Regions from separate parts of the Homo sapiens genome. Here regions 2 and 3 are each linked to region 1. Evidence: chromatin contacts called from ENCODE Hi-C or POLR2A ChIA-PET data. All regions are on one chromosome and are shown on one strand. The core of a region is the stretch at or near the end of the contact, and the rest is flanking DNA. Distances in the headings are between cores, read along the strand shown.

Region 1 (4,727 bases), core at 1-2,500:
AGGAGTTCAAAACTAGCCTGGCCAACATGGTGAAACCCCGTCTCTACTAAAAATACAAAAAAAATTAGCCAGGTGAGGTGGCGAACACCTGTAATCCCAGCTACTCGGGAGGCTGAGGCAGGAGAATAGCTTGAACCCAGGAGGCGGAGGTTGCAGTGAGCCGAGGTCCCACCATTGTGCTCCAGCCTGGGCGACAGAGCGAGACATCGTCTTAAAAAAAAAAAAAAAAAACCAGGAAAGCCAAGCCCGAGATTTCCCAAACTCAGCAACAACAGTCGTGATGTTTTGAGAGGAAGGTTGAGAAACACAAAAGAGAGGAAGATGCACTATCTACCTAACGGGATGTTCCTGGAGTTGAATACAGGAAGAATAGAGAAAAATATCAATGAAAGAAATGTTTTCCCATAAGAAGAAACCATGACCTTCTACACTGAAATGAGAGAATGCATGTTAAGTAGCATAAGCAGAAATGACCACACTGTGGAAAGATTTTAAGAAAGATCTGGGAGGGGTTAAAGCTATTAAAAAAAAAAAAAAGTCCACCACTAGAACTATTTTTAGAAACATTAAACTAGTTCAAGAGCTAACATATGCAATTAAAGTATATACACTTAATAATTCATGATGTTAAAATAACAGAATGTTTAATTTGAAAATGTCAAAGTTGGGGTATAGATGTTAAAATAAAGGGAAAAAATTCGCTGGAAGAAAATTAACTTTATATTTTTGTATCTGTCGTTGAACAACGAAGTGAAGCGTAAGAACATCTGGTAAATCTCCAAAGTGAAGACAGATAACCCTAAGCTGACCCAGACTAAGAGTGCACTGCCCTTAGGGTCGCGAGAGCAGACACCTTCCCAAGTCCTGCAGGGTCCGAGGAGTGGGCAATGTCCCCGGCTCCTGCAGGGTCTCGGGGCGGACACCGTCCTCATTGATGCTCTGACCCTTCTAGGGAGTCCCAGGTGGGACAGGGCTGGCGTGGCGGTACAGCGCCCTGAGCCTTTGAAACAAACCTCCTAAATTCCACCCGCCTCCGCCTGCTCCTCTGTTAACGAACTAAAGACGCCCTCGGCCTCCTGGCGGAGCGAGCACAAGTCCCACAGCAGCGTAGTAAGTTTTCCGTATTACAGCGACCACCAGGAAATATCGCGATATCTGGACCTAGCAATGCCATGAAATTACCGCGAGAGGAAGCAAGCGCAAGTTTCGTGAGAAGGGCAGATCTCACGAGAGAGGATTTGGCGCCCTCCTCTGTGGATTCTGGCCAGGCCGGGTTCGGCGGTTGCTGTGAGAGCGGGCTTCCCAACACCATGCCGTCCGCCTTCTCTGTCAGCTCTTTCCCCGTCAGCATCCCAGCCGTGCTCACGGTAACTCGCGGCCCGCGTAACCACCAGTTCGGGGGAGGACGGCGGAGAGGCGTAGGGTAGGCCCCACAGAGCACCCGGCCTGTGGCCAAGAAGGCCCCGGCCGTGGGCGGGGCCTTGTGGCGGAGCGCGCGCGCTGGGCAGGGTCCTGAGACCTGTGGGAGTGGCTCGGGGCCGGCGTCGGGGGCGCGCGCTGTGGGCGGGGTCCTGGGCCCTGTGGGAGGGGGCCGGGGCCGGGCGTCGGGGCGCGAGCGCTAGGCGGGGTCCTGGGCCGTTGGGCGGGGAGGGGCGGGGCCGGGCGGGGCCTTGTGGAGGAGCGTGCGCAGTGAGCTGGCTCCGGCGCTCTGTGGCCCGGGCTTGGGCTGGGCTGGCGTCCTGCACCGTGCGGGCGTGGCTGAGTTGTGTGGGCGGAGCGCGAGGGGTAGGGCTTTGTTCGTGTGGGAGGTGCACGCCGGCCAGTCCAGCGTCTTGCGGGCGGGGCTTGGGCCATGTGGGCGGATTCTGGCAGTGCGGCGGGGCGTGCGTGGTGGAGCCTGATCGTGTGGGGTGGCACGGAGGAACGCTGCCCAGTGTGGGCGGGGCGTGCGCCGTGCCGGGTTCGTCTGACAGATCCCAGGGGAGCCCACGCCCCACGTGGCCGCCAAGGGGTGACATGGGCACTCGATGGGGTCTGGGCAGAAAGCCGTGCTCCCCTCACCTCCGTGCCTCTGGTCTTCTGGTGGGTGCATTGATGGGAGTAGATGCGCTTGTGTCCTTATGTCATGGCGCGGCTCTGGAGAAGCCGCTGCGGTCCCCAGCAGAGAGTAGTGACACAGGAGTTCTGGAGGGCTGTGCCGGGCTGCAGCTTGGAGGGCAGGGCGGGGCTGCAGCTTGGAGGGCAGGGCGGGGCTGCAGCTTGGAGGGCAGGGCTTGTCTTCTGCAGGAGGGCGCTCAAGGAGGGGATGGGGAGGGTTGAGGACTGCTGGGATTGGCATCTGAGCATCAGGTGGGGACTGAGCAGCAGTGGATCTGAGCCTGGCTACTTCAGGTCCCTGAGCCAGACACTGTCCCCAGGTACAGCAGGGTCCCGGGGAGTCCAGGAGGCGGCGGAGTGCGGCACTGTCTGGAGAGTTCAGTGTATTGCAGAGAGGTTGGAGAAAATCAAGTCTTGCACGTGGCGATGGCTCAAGATTCCCTGAGGTCTTCAGTGCTGACTAAGGAGTCTGAAATGATGATTCATGTTTTACCTTTGGGGCTGAGCCAAGTGCATCTCTTTGAGCAATCGTCTTAATTTCCTTGTCGTCACCAATTATCATAACCAATTATCATCGTAAAGGATGGTAATTCCTTTAATTATACCCACCTTAAAAACATGATTCTGTTCCACAAACGAAAGGAGCACATCAGAGATGCCTTCAGTTCTGTGTGCTTGAACTTTGAATTCCATGAATTATAGTTGCACTGAGGGGAGAATCCTGTTTCCATCCTCCTGGTTCCTTCTCCCTTTCCTGTCCCCATGTTTCTCTGAGGCCTGGCAATGCTCTCTGGATACTTGGTGAGTAGCCCAGGAGGACTCAGGAGTGAGAGGCCCCTGCCTCCTGCGCTGGGAGAAGGCTGTGGGTGGGCCGTGAACCCGGCCTTGAGTGGCAGGACAGTGAGTGTCTGCTGGTGTGTTCCTACAGCAGACGGACTGGACTGAGCCCTGGCTCATGGGGCTGGCCACCTTCCACGCGCTCTGCGTGCTCCTCACCTGCTTGTCCTCCCGAAGCTACAGACTACAGATCGGGCACTTTCTGTGTCTAGGTGAGTAAAACAACACAAACTCCACAACTCAGATCACTGTGTGAAATGAAACTGTGTATGTTCTGTCTGTGTCTTCGAAATATATACATATTTTTACAAGACCTCCCAACCCTCTGTCATGTGCCTGCTCCCAGGGCACTCCCGTTTTTCACTCTTGGAAGCTATAAAGAAAACTACTTTTTGGATGTTAGAGTTGAGAGGAATCTGTTGAGTTCCTGTTGCCTACCAGGGAGGTGCTGAGCACCAGCTGCACACAGGAGAGTTGGGTTTCCGGAAGTGCTGTCTTTTACACAAGATGCGTCCTTGGTGGCAGCTGTGCTCATGCACTGCTTTGAATGGGAGGAAGATTGCAAACTGGGAAAGAAAAGTTCTGTGCATAAAATAAGGCATTGCCCAACTTGGTTTCAAGGATAAGGGCTACAGAACTTAGAGAAGTTAGGGAGTTGCACAGGATGACTGAGAAAGATTATTCAGAAAAGCTGAAATCATGGCACAGGGTGTGAAGAGTGAGTAAAATGTTAATAAGAAAAGAGAGGGAGCAGGTGACGGCCCTGGGAGGGCAGCAGCCCGACATGCAGAGACTGAGATAGATGGAAGGTGTGGATCAGAGGCAGAGAAACTGCAAGCCCTCCAGGACCTAAGCACTTCTGATGCTGAGCGTTACGAACACGTGTGGGTAGAAGAGGCGAGGAGGGCCTGGAGGCCTGGCTCAGGCTACTCTTGACTCTCAACATTGGGGAGACACTGAAGATTTTGCTTGGTAGTTAAAAATAACTAATTTCAGATAAGTTTAGTTAGCTGGCTGTGTGCAAAGCGGGAAATCTGAAGAAGAGATGATCTTAGAAAGACTGGAGAAGTGATGAGGGTTTGCATCACAGTGGGGGCCTATGCAAGTGAGGCGCTCAGAGCAAGCTCTGTATTGAGGGTGCCCTGAGGAGTGCTGGAGTGGACCAGGCAGACAGGGCTCCTTTGCCTCCCACAGCTTCCTGGGGGACACCAGCACCAGTGATTCATCACAGACCTGTGTTATCAACAGTGACAAGTGTTGCAATGGAAAAGCCAAAAACACAGTGAAACAGGAGGAGCGGCCTGATTTAAATCACACAGTCCCCTGGGAACCCAGGGGCAAAAGGTGCATAGGCAGGAGCCAGGCAGTGAGATGCTGGCAGAGGGCAGGAGCAAGTGCCCCACGCAGAGGCCCTGAGGCAGGCATCTCAAAGAAAGGTGATGGCTTCACCAGCTGAGCTCCTGGATCTGAATAGCTTTGTCAGCTGGAGAACTGCACAAAGGGTTTGATGTTTTCTAGGATAAGGGGAAGGATGACTGCTTTCACACCGGGGTAATACTAGACACTGTGCTGCCTGCCATTACATTTCCTGTGATTCATTTCTCAAACCAGCCAAGAGTTGGATTTTATTTGCCCATTTTTATAAATGAAACATGCAGAGGTTCTCTAACTCCCTCAGCTATACAGCTTATAACCAGCACCATCAAGATTCAAGATTCAGACTCTGCTCCAGGGTGCATTTCAGGAATAGCTGAGGAGGAGCACCTGGTGACACCCTCCCTGCCCGCCTTCCT
Region 2 (5,043 bases), core at 499-2,998, 1.1 Mb before region 1:
AGCACATGTAGAGCGTGAACTGGACCCACTGAAATGTGTGGACAGGATTCTGCAGAAGATACGGCATCCGGAGTGTGAAATGCACCACTAGTGTGTGTGCATAGAATCCTGCATAAGTTTTGGCATCTACAGTGTGAACTGGAGTCACTGGAATGTGTGAATAGGATCTTGCAGGAGAGATGTCTGCAGTGTGAGCTGGACCCACTTCTGTGTGTGGATAGTATCCTGCAGGAGAGATGTTGTCTGCAGTGTGAGCTGGGCCCACCGGAGTGTGTGAATAGGATCCTGCAGGAGAAATGGAATCCGGAGTGTGAGCTGCATCCGCTGTAGAGGGTGGATAAAATCCTGCAGGAAAGATGGCATCTGGAATGTCAGCGGGAGCCACCGACCTCTGAGGATGCACCCCGCAGGTGTGATGCGGGGCCAGTTCCAAGGCTGGGTTAGGTTTTACCCTGGCTTCTGTGTTGTACTCTCATTCTCTTCCTCTTTCTTCTAATACCTGCTCTGGGAGGCATCAGGCCATGTCCAGTGTGCAGGCCATGGAGACCCACACGGCAAGGAACTGGAACCCCCTGCCAGCAGCCTCGGGGGTCCAGTCCTTAGATGGTGCCCTGTGGTCAGCAATGCACCTGTGACCTCCGGGCTATGTCTCGTGGTAGTTGCTTTTGTGTTTTAACATAGCAACAGGAAACTAGCCTATTACCCACCAATCCCATTCCAGGCTGCTTTCAAACGCAGCTCAGGCTAGAACACCAGCACGGGGACACAGCTGAGACTTGGGGTTTGCGACGGGAACACGCCCATGCTGTGCCTCTGAATCTGGCACCGTCACCCTGTGGCCTGGGTTCAGCAACTTGGCCTCACCTTCCTTGTCTGTGAAATTCAGACTGGGTCCTTGTGAGATGATTGGAGAGAATGTATGAACTATGTGAGAACGCCACCTTTGTGCGTATCTCACGCAGTGTCTTCCCTCCTTTCCAAAGTCTTCTGCTGTCTCTAGACACACCCGACGTGGGGGGGGGGGGTTCCCTGGGTCTCCTCCTAGGTCTGTCCCAGGAGGGCACGCACTGAAGGCCGCGAGAATCCCGGGGGCTGCATTGCGCCGCGCCAAGGACTCCACACAGGACCTTTCATTTTCCCAACTGTGCTGAGCCAGGCGGCCGGCAGAGAGCAGGTGGCTGACAGGCCCCGGGGAGCCGGACCGCCTGGGTCTAATCTTCCCGCAGACTCCCTTGCTGTGCGCTTTGGGGCTTGGGCCTCAGTTTCCTCAAAAGGAATGAGGGGCTTTTTTGGAACGTTAAATAATTTCCTACGTGGTTGCGGGTAGGGAGAAGGAGAAAGAGAGGAGCGCGCCTGCGCGCCTGGAATCGTGCCCGGATCAGAGCAAGCGCTCTAAAAGTGTTACAAACATTAAGGCGCCAACTAAAAAACCCGTAGTGAGCGCAGGCAGAAACCACGGGTAAGAGAAGTGGAGAAGCTTCGCGTAGGCCCCAGGGTCCCGAGCCCCGAGTCTCGAGCGCAGAATCAGGGGTGCCAATGCTCTCCTCCGCGCCCCCGAGCGCTCGCCTTGGCCATGCGGGCCGCCCCACCGGGATGAGGGCGCTCAGGCCGGACGCTGGGGCCCCGGGTTCTCGCCCCGCCCCGCCCTCGGGGATTCAGAGGGGCCGGGAGGAGCCTCGCGCATGTGCACAGCTGGCGCCCCCCGCCCCCCGCGCACAGCTGGGACGTGGGCCGCGGCCGGGCGGGCGCAGTCGGGAGCCGGCCGTGGTGGCTCCGTGCGTCCGAGCGTCCGTCCGCGCCGTCGGCCATGGCCAAGCGCTCCAGGGGCCCCGGGCGCCGCTGCCTGTTGGCGCTCGTGCTGTTCTGCGCCTGGGGGACGCTGGCCGTGGTGGCCCAGAAGCCGGGCGCAGGGTGTCCGAGCCGCTGCCTGTGCTTCCGCACCACCGTGCGCTGCATGCATCTGCTGCTGGAGGCCGTGCCCGCCGTGGCGCCGCAGACCTCCATCCTGTGAGTGCCGCGGGGGACGCCGGGGGCGCGGGGTCCGGGGCTTCGTGGAGATCCGGGAGCGCAGGGGTGATCGGAGGTGGGGGGCGCGGAGGGTGGAGGGGGCATCGGGCGCGCGGGGGGCCTGGGGACTTGGGACGCAGAAGGGAACCTCCGAAGGGGGACGTGGGGGGACCTGGGCGCGGGGACCCGCTGGGCCTTTGTTCGCCCTGCGGGAGACGCCGAGGGGCGGAACAGAGCGCTGTGCGCGCGGCCTTCGTAGCCGCCTTTGTTCGGAACTCGGAATCCCCGCAGGACTGGGAAGTTGTTGGAGCCTCCGGGGCTCCCCCCGCTCGCCTCCCGCCGCCCCCTCTCATGCTCCGCCGGCCTCCCGCTTCCCCCTGGTTCGCGGCCCCTCCTCCGCTCACCTTTCCCCCGCTCAGGACCCCTCGGTCCCCCTCCGCTCCCCGAGCGCGGCGCAGCCCCCTCCGTCCTCCCAGCCCCCTCCGCCCCGTTCCTCGTCCTGTTCGCTCCCCTCCTCCGCTCCTCTTCCTCCTCCCCTTCCTCCTCCTCCTCCCCTTCCTCCTCCTCCTCCCCTTCCTCCTCCTCCTCCCTTCCCCTCCTCCTCCCCCCCTTCCTTCTCCTCCCCCAGCCTCCGCCCTCTCCCCCTCCCCCGCCCCTTGGAGCGCAGTGCCCACCCCATCCCCCCGCGCCGGGGAAGCCTCCCCAGAGGAGCCTCAGTTCCCGCAGCCGCGGCGCCCCCGCTCCCAGTGCCCCCGCATCTGCCCGGAGCGTCCTCTCCTGGGGTGTCCTGGGGGCCCCGCGCTTCTCAGGGGCTTTTCCTGCGCCCGGAGCGAGCCGGGCGGCCGGGGTTCCCGAGAGGGGCCGCGCGGTAGTCTCGGGGCAGCCCGGGTCTAGATGGAGCCGGGACTCAGAGCGGGTTTCTGCCTCGGGCATTTCTCTTCTTTCGCTTCTAATCCACGCGAGCGTGTTCGCAGTTGCGCTATACGTTTAACCGGATGCGTTGCGTTGGGGTTGACACCCTGTCCTGCGGGCCGTCCCGCGTCACGGTCTCCACAGCAGGAATCCCCATCCCTCCGCCCCGCGGCTCCAGGTACCGAGATGCCGCCAGAGTTCGCTGCAGGCCTCCTGTGTTCTGAAGCGAGTCGGATTCAACATTTTCGGGATCTGTGAACGCGGGCTGCGTTTCAGGCGCCGACTCTAATTTAGTCCTGTAGCGACTTTTCTGCATGCCAAAAATAGTTTTCACGTTTCTTAGCTGAGCCAGAGGACTTTTTGGCACCAGCAAAGAGTCTGCAAAAGTTGTAAAAAAATTGAGTGAACAATTCAGGAAGTGGGCGGCCAGTGCGCCTACCTCCGAAACAAAGTGCTGGGACAGACCACGGCTCCCAGGGGTCGCCGAGTTTGCAGGCTGCTTCCTGGAGGCCCTGGGGCGGGGCGGGGGCCCGAGTTCCTCTCCTCCTCCGCAGAGAGACCAAGGCTTTCTTTCCAGAGCCCGTGAATGGTCAGCCCAGGCCGGACGACTCGGGGGCATCTCACTCAACAGCAGTGGACTTTTAGAATGGAGCCGGGTGAGGTTTCCCTGGGTCTGGATAATGTAATTCTTGCTGAGCCAGTGGAAAAATGGCACCTCAAAGATTTTTCCCATCTGGTCAGTTTCATAAAGCTTGCGGTATGTTTTGCCCCGGAATATTAATTGCTTGTTGAAAATAACATGTTAAAATAAGTGTCGTAGGACACACATGGGGTCCTCTGCTCCGCTTTGCATGGTGTGCTCGTCCACAAACGCCTCACCGAATTTGAAAAAGGAGCTGAGAGTAGACGGGTGACATCATCGTCCACTCGCACAACACTTCCTCATAGGGTACATTTGCATCCATTTCTATCTTAAACTTTCAGGGGTTTTTGCAGTCTTCAGTGATACTTCGAAATGTCGCTGTTGAGTCACGTTGATTCTGTGAGGCAGGTAGACTGGTAGCTGTTAAGTTGATCGAATCCCTTATAGAACTAAACACTTTACTGGAGAAATGAACATACCCATTTTCTGGCGGTGGAAACAGAAGCTCTGGGAGAGAAGCGCAGCTCCTGACGCTATTCCTGTGGCCAAGAGGAGGAGCGTAGCGCTGGTGGCCAGAATGGAGTCCTGGCTGGATGCATTGCAGCCGCGTGATTTTTAGCAAGTCCCGTGTCTCCTGGGAGAACGTGAGGGTGTAGCTGTGCGGACCTAGGCACAGTGGACAGGTGTCATGAGCGAGCGCTAGTGAGTGCAGCCTGGGGAGGCAGGGACTGAGGGAAGAGGGAGACCTATTCTGCGGGGATATCCTGTTGAGGGGTCTCTGGGGGCATGGTCTGGTAGGCTGTTGCTTGAGATGACACAGTTCTACATGATACATGCTACACGTGAAGCAACATTTCATGTCCACTTTCGGCTTTCTCCCAGGACTGTGCTCTCATGTATATGTGATTATTTTCTATTACAATTTTTTGGTAGAAATTGGGAATATACTATATATGAAAATTTAAAAAAAAACCTGCCCCAAAGTTAGTTGGCTCATCCAACCATCACACCGTCCCTTTGCTTTTAGAGACTCACCTCCATCCCAGTCCCCCAAAAGATTAAATCAGAGCCATTGGAAAACATCTTATTGCTCCTTCCCCTCAAATGCTCCAGGAGTGTGTTTAAGCGGGTCTGATACTGGGTTGTTTGATTTGTGGCTTGGGGGCTTTGGAAAACAGTGGAATAAGCCCATCCATGACTCAGTTTGGATCGACCTTTGAGCTCCCTCAGCTGCAAGTGTGAAGGGAGCTCTGGAATGGCAGGAGCCCGCGCCCTGTGCTGCTCGGTCGGCGGTTTGGCCTTGCTGTTGGGTCTCCTGCAGAGCGCCTCCCCTCTGGAGGCCTTACTTAGTTCAGCTGTGTAGAAATGGTTGGTTTTTGAATACAGAATCATTCTGTACCCAACACAATAGAAGTTCATCACAATGGTAGTTCAAAGCTAGTATTAAAGATAAAGTATGCCGTTGTACGCCCCTTCCTTTC
Region 3 (4,961 bases), core at 1,016-3,515, 1.9 Mb before region 1:
TCACCTACAGATAATTAGGACGGTAGATTCCCCAGACAACCCCTATCCCACCTCCAGAGACCCAGAGACACACTGCAGAAAGAGCAAGAAAGGTGAAGAAAAAGAAGCAGCACCATAAGGACAAAGAAAAGAAAGGATTTGAAATATTACCCTATCACATGGGTTATGTCTCAAGTTCTAAATATATTCTTTTTTGACAAAAAAGTTTTGCAGCAAAAATATCTTTGAAAACTTTTTATTCCAATCTTCCCATCTTGCAAAGAAGAACACTGAGGCCCACAGGAGGAAGTTTATGTCAGGACAGCTGGTAGCTACAAAATTTGTGAGGATCAGTGCAAAATAAAAATGTGTGGCCCCTTGTTCAAAAATGTGAGGGGCTGGGCACAGTGGTTCACACCTGTAATCTCAGCACTTTGGGAAGTGAAGGCTAGCGGATCACCTGAGGTCAGGAGTTCAAGACCAGCCTGGCCAACATGGTGAAACCCCGTCTCTACTACAAATACAAAAAATTAGCCAGGCATGGTGGTGCACACCTGTAATCCCAGCTACTCAGGAGGCTGAGGCAGGAGAATCACTTGAACCTGGGAGGCAGAGGTTGCAATGAGCTGAGATCACGCCACTGCACTCCAACCTGGGTGACAAGAGTGAAGCTCCGTGTCAAAAAAGAAAAAGAGGATTTCAAGACGGTGACAGCAGAGACTGAAGCCAAGCATAGGACCCTCCTGGCTGGGGCCCAGGTCAGTGACCAGGAGGTGGCTGTGGTGCACGACAAGGGCTATAAGCCTAGTTCTGATCATGGTTAATTGGGGCTGCTTTCCGTCATTGAATAGAATTGTTGACCATCTGCTCCCCTTGTCTCCTTGCAGTTATGCTTTACTTAGAGCTCATATCAGATTTGATAGTTTCGTAGGTTTGCTGCACTCCATCTTCTGTCCTTGCACACAAACTGAAATCAACGACAAAAACATAACCCCCGAGGAGGCGCCCACAGGAACACAGCTTAGGAAGCATGCCGTGGCCCTGCTGAACCCTGGGGAGCAAGAAGGAAGAAGAGGTCGACCTTGTCCCTTGCTCCTCCAAGCAACTCCCAGCTGTGCAGAGCCTCAGCCTGTCTTAGAGAAGCAGCTGGAGGCTGTCTCTCTTTGGGGTACAGCAGTTCCCTAAAGCCCAAGCCTTCCTGACTAGCACAGGCTCCGTGTTCTGGGTGGTCTCAGGAGTCTTCTGCCGGGCTTGGAGAGACTTAACAGAGACAGCACTGAGCCCCAGCTCGAACGACTGCCTGTGGGCTGAGGAAATCCTCAGAAGGCAGGAGCCAGGCTGAGGATACTGATTAGTAGTTCAGACATTCAGGCCTGGGGATGGATGTAGTCACAGCCTCTCAGCTAGCTAGTGTAAAAACCTTCTCTGTAAACAATGTCACCACCGGGAGGAGATTCTCTCCCGGAGAAGGGGATATGCATACATGCACATGTTTGAGCACTGGTACTCACACACTTGCATTTACAAGGACTTGTAGCCCTTGTCGTGCACCACAGCCACCTCCTGGTCACTGACCTGGGCCCCAGCCAGGAGGGTCCTATGCTTGGCTTCAGTCTCTGCTGTCACCATCTTGAAATCCCTCTTTATTTATTTTATTATTATTTTTTTAATGCAAGTGCTCACTCACACACTTGGATTTACATGCACAAGAGTACAGATGCATATGCGCACATCCCAAATTAAAGGCGTCCAGAGATTGAAATGACACTGGCTAGCTGTTCTAGATGCAAAGTGAACACAATCTGTGACGCCCCCTAAAACAAAAACTGACTGTCCATACATTGCCACATTATATAAGAATTCCGCTTGCCATAAGGCTGGTGGAGCCATGTCTTAAAATGCGTGCTGTGCTCTCTTTAAAACTGTCAGAGGATTTGCATGCCTGCAGCAGCACAGTCAGCTTCAGAGCATCGTCATTACCCTCCAGAGAAGCAGGCATCTTTTCTGTTGCAGCGGTGCTGCCGTTTTGGTGGCCAGAATAGTCTTCTCCCACCGCCCCTCCCACCCCCGCCCCTCAGAGCACCCTCTGCACCCTCATAGACCCTTGTTTATGCACAGAACAAGCAGAGCACAGGTGAGGGCTAGAGGCCGCGCGCGGCACGTAGGGGGTTGTTGATGACGCCCGCTACTCCGGTGCATGCTGGGGATTGTAATTCACGCCCGTGACGCCAGGCAGGCGCAGCCCTGGTGCAGTGCATCCTGGGGATTGTAGTTTACGCTTGCTACTAAGGGCGGTCGCAGTGCATGCTGGGGATTTAGTGCGCCCTGGCACCATCTTGCTTGCATTCTGGGTAGAGTCATGGGGTTTGGGGCGGTGTCCTCAGTGCGCAGAGCGGCTTAAATCAGAGGCTGAGCCCGGCGCTTCCATATCACGCTGTACTCTAGCTAAGGACTGGGAAGCAAGTCTATCCAAGGCTCCTTCATGTAACCACGCGGCAGTTGGCAGGCACTAGTCCTAGACAACTGAGTTCTCCCTGAAGAAGAGTTAAAGCAAAATAAAAACTCACAAAAAGGAAAACAACACGAATAAAAAGAACTAGCATGGGACCTAAAGGACGTTGCTGAACAAGGAAAAGAGCCCATCAGGTAGAAGACCCAGAGGAACACCAGGCCTCTGAAAACTATTTCTGAACCTAAAATAAAGATATTTAGAAAACTGTTTAGGATCTTTCTTTAAAAAAATAATAATAATAATTTTAGTTTTAATGATTGACAAATGAAAATGAAATACGTGTATGGTGTGCAAAATGACGTTTTAATATATGTATACATTGTGGAATGAATAAATCAGGCTAATCAATATCCACTACCTCACATACTTTGTGTGTGTACCTTGCGAACATTGAAAATGTAGTCTTAGCAATTTTCAAGTATGCAATACATGTTAATATATTAATAATATAATTAATATAGTTAATGATTAACTATAATCACCGTGTTATACAATAGATCTCCTCAGCTTATTCCTCCTAATGACAATTTTGTATGCTTTGATCAGCCTCTCCCCATGCCTCCCTGCATTTCCCTCTGCCAGGATAACCACCATTCTACTCTCTTCTATGAGTTTGATTTTTTTGGATTCTCTATAAAACTGAGGTCATGCAGGATCTGTCTCTCTGTTTCTGGCTTATTTTACTGAGCTTAATGTCCTCCTAGGTCATCCACATTGTCACAAATGATAGGATTTCCCCATTGTGTTAAGGCTGAATAGTATTCCATTGTGTATATATGCTACCTATTCTTTATCCATTTACCTGTTGATAGGTACTTGGGTGGATTCCATATCTTGGCTGTTGTAAATAATACTGCAGGGAGCATGGGAGTTCGGTCTGTCTTTGACATACTGATTCCATTTCCTTTGTATATAGCCAGAAGGTGAAATGCTGAATCATATGGCAGCTCTACTTAACTTCTTGAGGAGCTTCCATACTGCATTCCATAATGGCTGCACTAATTTACGTATCCATCAACAACGCAAGATTCTCTTTCCCCACATCCTCCCATATCCTTGTTACCTCTTGCCCTTTTGATAACAGGCATCGTAACAACAGGTATGAGGTGATATTTTATTGTGGTTTTAATTTGCATTTCCCTGATGATTAGTAATGTTGAGCATTTTCTCATACACCTGTTGGCCATTTGTAGCCTTATTTTGAGAAATGTCTTTTCAGGTTCTTTGCCCATTTTTTAATCAGGTTTGTTGTTTCCTTAGTATGGAGTTTTTTTGAGTTTCTTGTGTATTTTAAATATTAACTGTTTATCAGAGGTATGGTTCCACAAATATTTTCTTCCATTCTCCAGGCTGTCTCTTCACTCTGTTGTTTCCTTTGCTGTGCAGAAGCTTTTAATTTAATATAAACATATTTGTCTATTTTTGCTTTTGTTGTCTCTGCTTTTGGGATCAAACTCAAAAGATCTTTACCCAGACCAATGCCAGAAAGCTTTTCTCTATTTTTTTTTTCTAGTAGTTTTTCAGTTTTTGGTCTTAGAGTTTAGTCTTTAATCCATTTAGAATTAATTTTTGTCTATAAGGTGAAATCGGAGTCCAGTTTCATTCTTCTGCCTATGGGTGTCTAGTTTTCCTAACATCATTTATTGAAGAGAGTGTCCTTTCCCCAGTGGGGGTTCTGGTCACCTTTGTCAAATATTATTTGACCATAAATGCACAGATTTATTTATGGGCTCTCTATTCTGTTCCATTGGTTGATGTGTCTGTTTTTGTGCCAATATCATATTCTTTTAATTATTACAGCCTTGGAGTAGGTTTTGAGATCAGGTAGCATAATGCTTCCAGCTTTGTTCTTTTTGCTCAGAATGTTTTGGTGATTAGAGGTCTTTTGTGATTCCATGTGAATGCTAGGAATTTTTTTCTAGTTCTATAAAATTGTCATTGAGATTTTGCTAAGGATTGCATGGAACCTACAGATTGCTTTGAGTACTGTAGGCATCTTAACATTATTAATTTTCCCAATCCAAGAACACAAGACATCTTTCCTTCCATCTGTGTCTTTTTTGATTTCTTTCATCAATCTTTTGTAGTGTTCAATGTGCAGGTCTTTTACTGCCCTGGTTAAATTTATTCATAAGTGTTTTATTCTATTTTTATGCTATTATAAATGGGATTGTTTTCTTGATTTCTTTTTTGAATAGTTTGTTATTAGTTTATAGAAGCACTACTGATTTTTGCATGTTTATTTTGTATCATATAGCTTTACTAATTTTGCTTTTGATTTCTTACAGTTTTGTGGTGGAATCTTTTTACTTTTGTTGTTTTCTCTTTTTCAACACTTTGAATAGTCATTGTGGTGAAATGTCTGTGGTTTTCTATTTATAAGATTGTGTCATCTGAAATCAAAGATAATTTAACTACCCAATTTCTGATGTGAATTCCTTTGAATGGAAGTGGTGAGAATGGGCATCCT

What was found. Hi-C counts contacts between places; a loop is a spot of excess contacts on that map. ChIA-PET counts read pairs that join two places held with the same protein, here RNA polymerase II (POLR2A). Pooled maps may share reads with other maps.
Region 2: a map of ascending aorta shows a loop between it and region 1 (19-fold over the local background). The contact joins the promoter of PXDN here to the promoter of TMEM18 in region 1. A Hi-C loop is called at or near these places in 8 of 168 maps with a recorded cell type or tissue (IMR-90, PC-3, ascending aorta and 5 more) and 14 of 50 pooled maps. POLR2A ChIA-PET finds 5 or more read pairs at or near these places in 1 of 52 experiments (H1).
Region 3: a loop to region 1 is called in a map of gastrocnemius medialis, with 11 times the contacts of the local background. The contact joins the enhancer-like site here to the promoter of TMEM18 in region 1. A Hi-C loop is called at or near these places in 2 of 168 maps with a recorded cell type or tissue (gastrocnemius medialis and naive thymus-derived CD4-positive, alpha-beta T cell), 2 of 37 single-sample maps with no recorded cell type and 9 of 50 pooled maps.

What each region holds. Positions count from the first base shown.
Region 1 is chr2:673,929-678,655 of GRCh38, reverse strand. It overlaps TMEM18 (transmembrane protein 18), which reads left to right and starts at 1,250. Exons shown (of 5, transcript NM_152834.4): 1 at 1,250-1,367; 2 at 3,026-3,146. The coding sequence starts at 1,311. It overlaps TMEM18-DT (TMEM18 divergent transcript), which reads right to left and starts at 1,284. Exons shown (of 3, transcript NR_183417.1): 1 at 1,183-1,284. RefSeq lists enhancers at 1,108-1,177, 1,208-1,307, 1,210-1,975, 3,762-4,261, 4,262-4,727 and a silencer at 1,468-1,717.
Region 2 is chr2:1,741,220-1,746,262 of GRCh38, reverse strand. PXDN (peroxidasin) reads left to right here and starts at 1,748. Exons shown (of 23, transcript NM_012293.3): 1 at 1,748-2,007. The coding sequence starts at 1,808.
Region 3 is chr2:2,610,840-2,615,800 of GRCh38, reverse strand. No RefSeq gene overlaps it. Among named protein-coding and RNA genes, the nearest start is that of MYT1L, 280 kb to the right of the region's middle. Within about 2 kb of position 2,265, at least 14 of the 41 ENCODE cell types and tissues checked have a DNase peak (open chromatin) inside an H3K27ac peak, as active enhancers do; they include gastrocnemius medialis, where a contact is called at or near this core.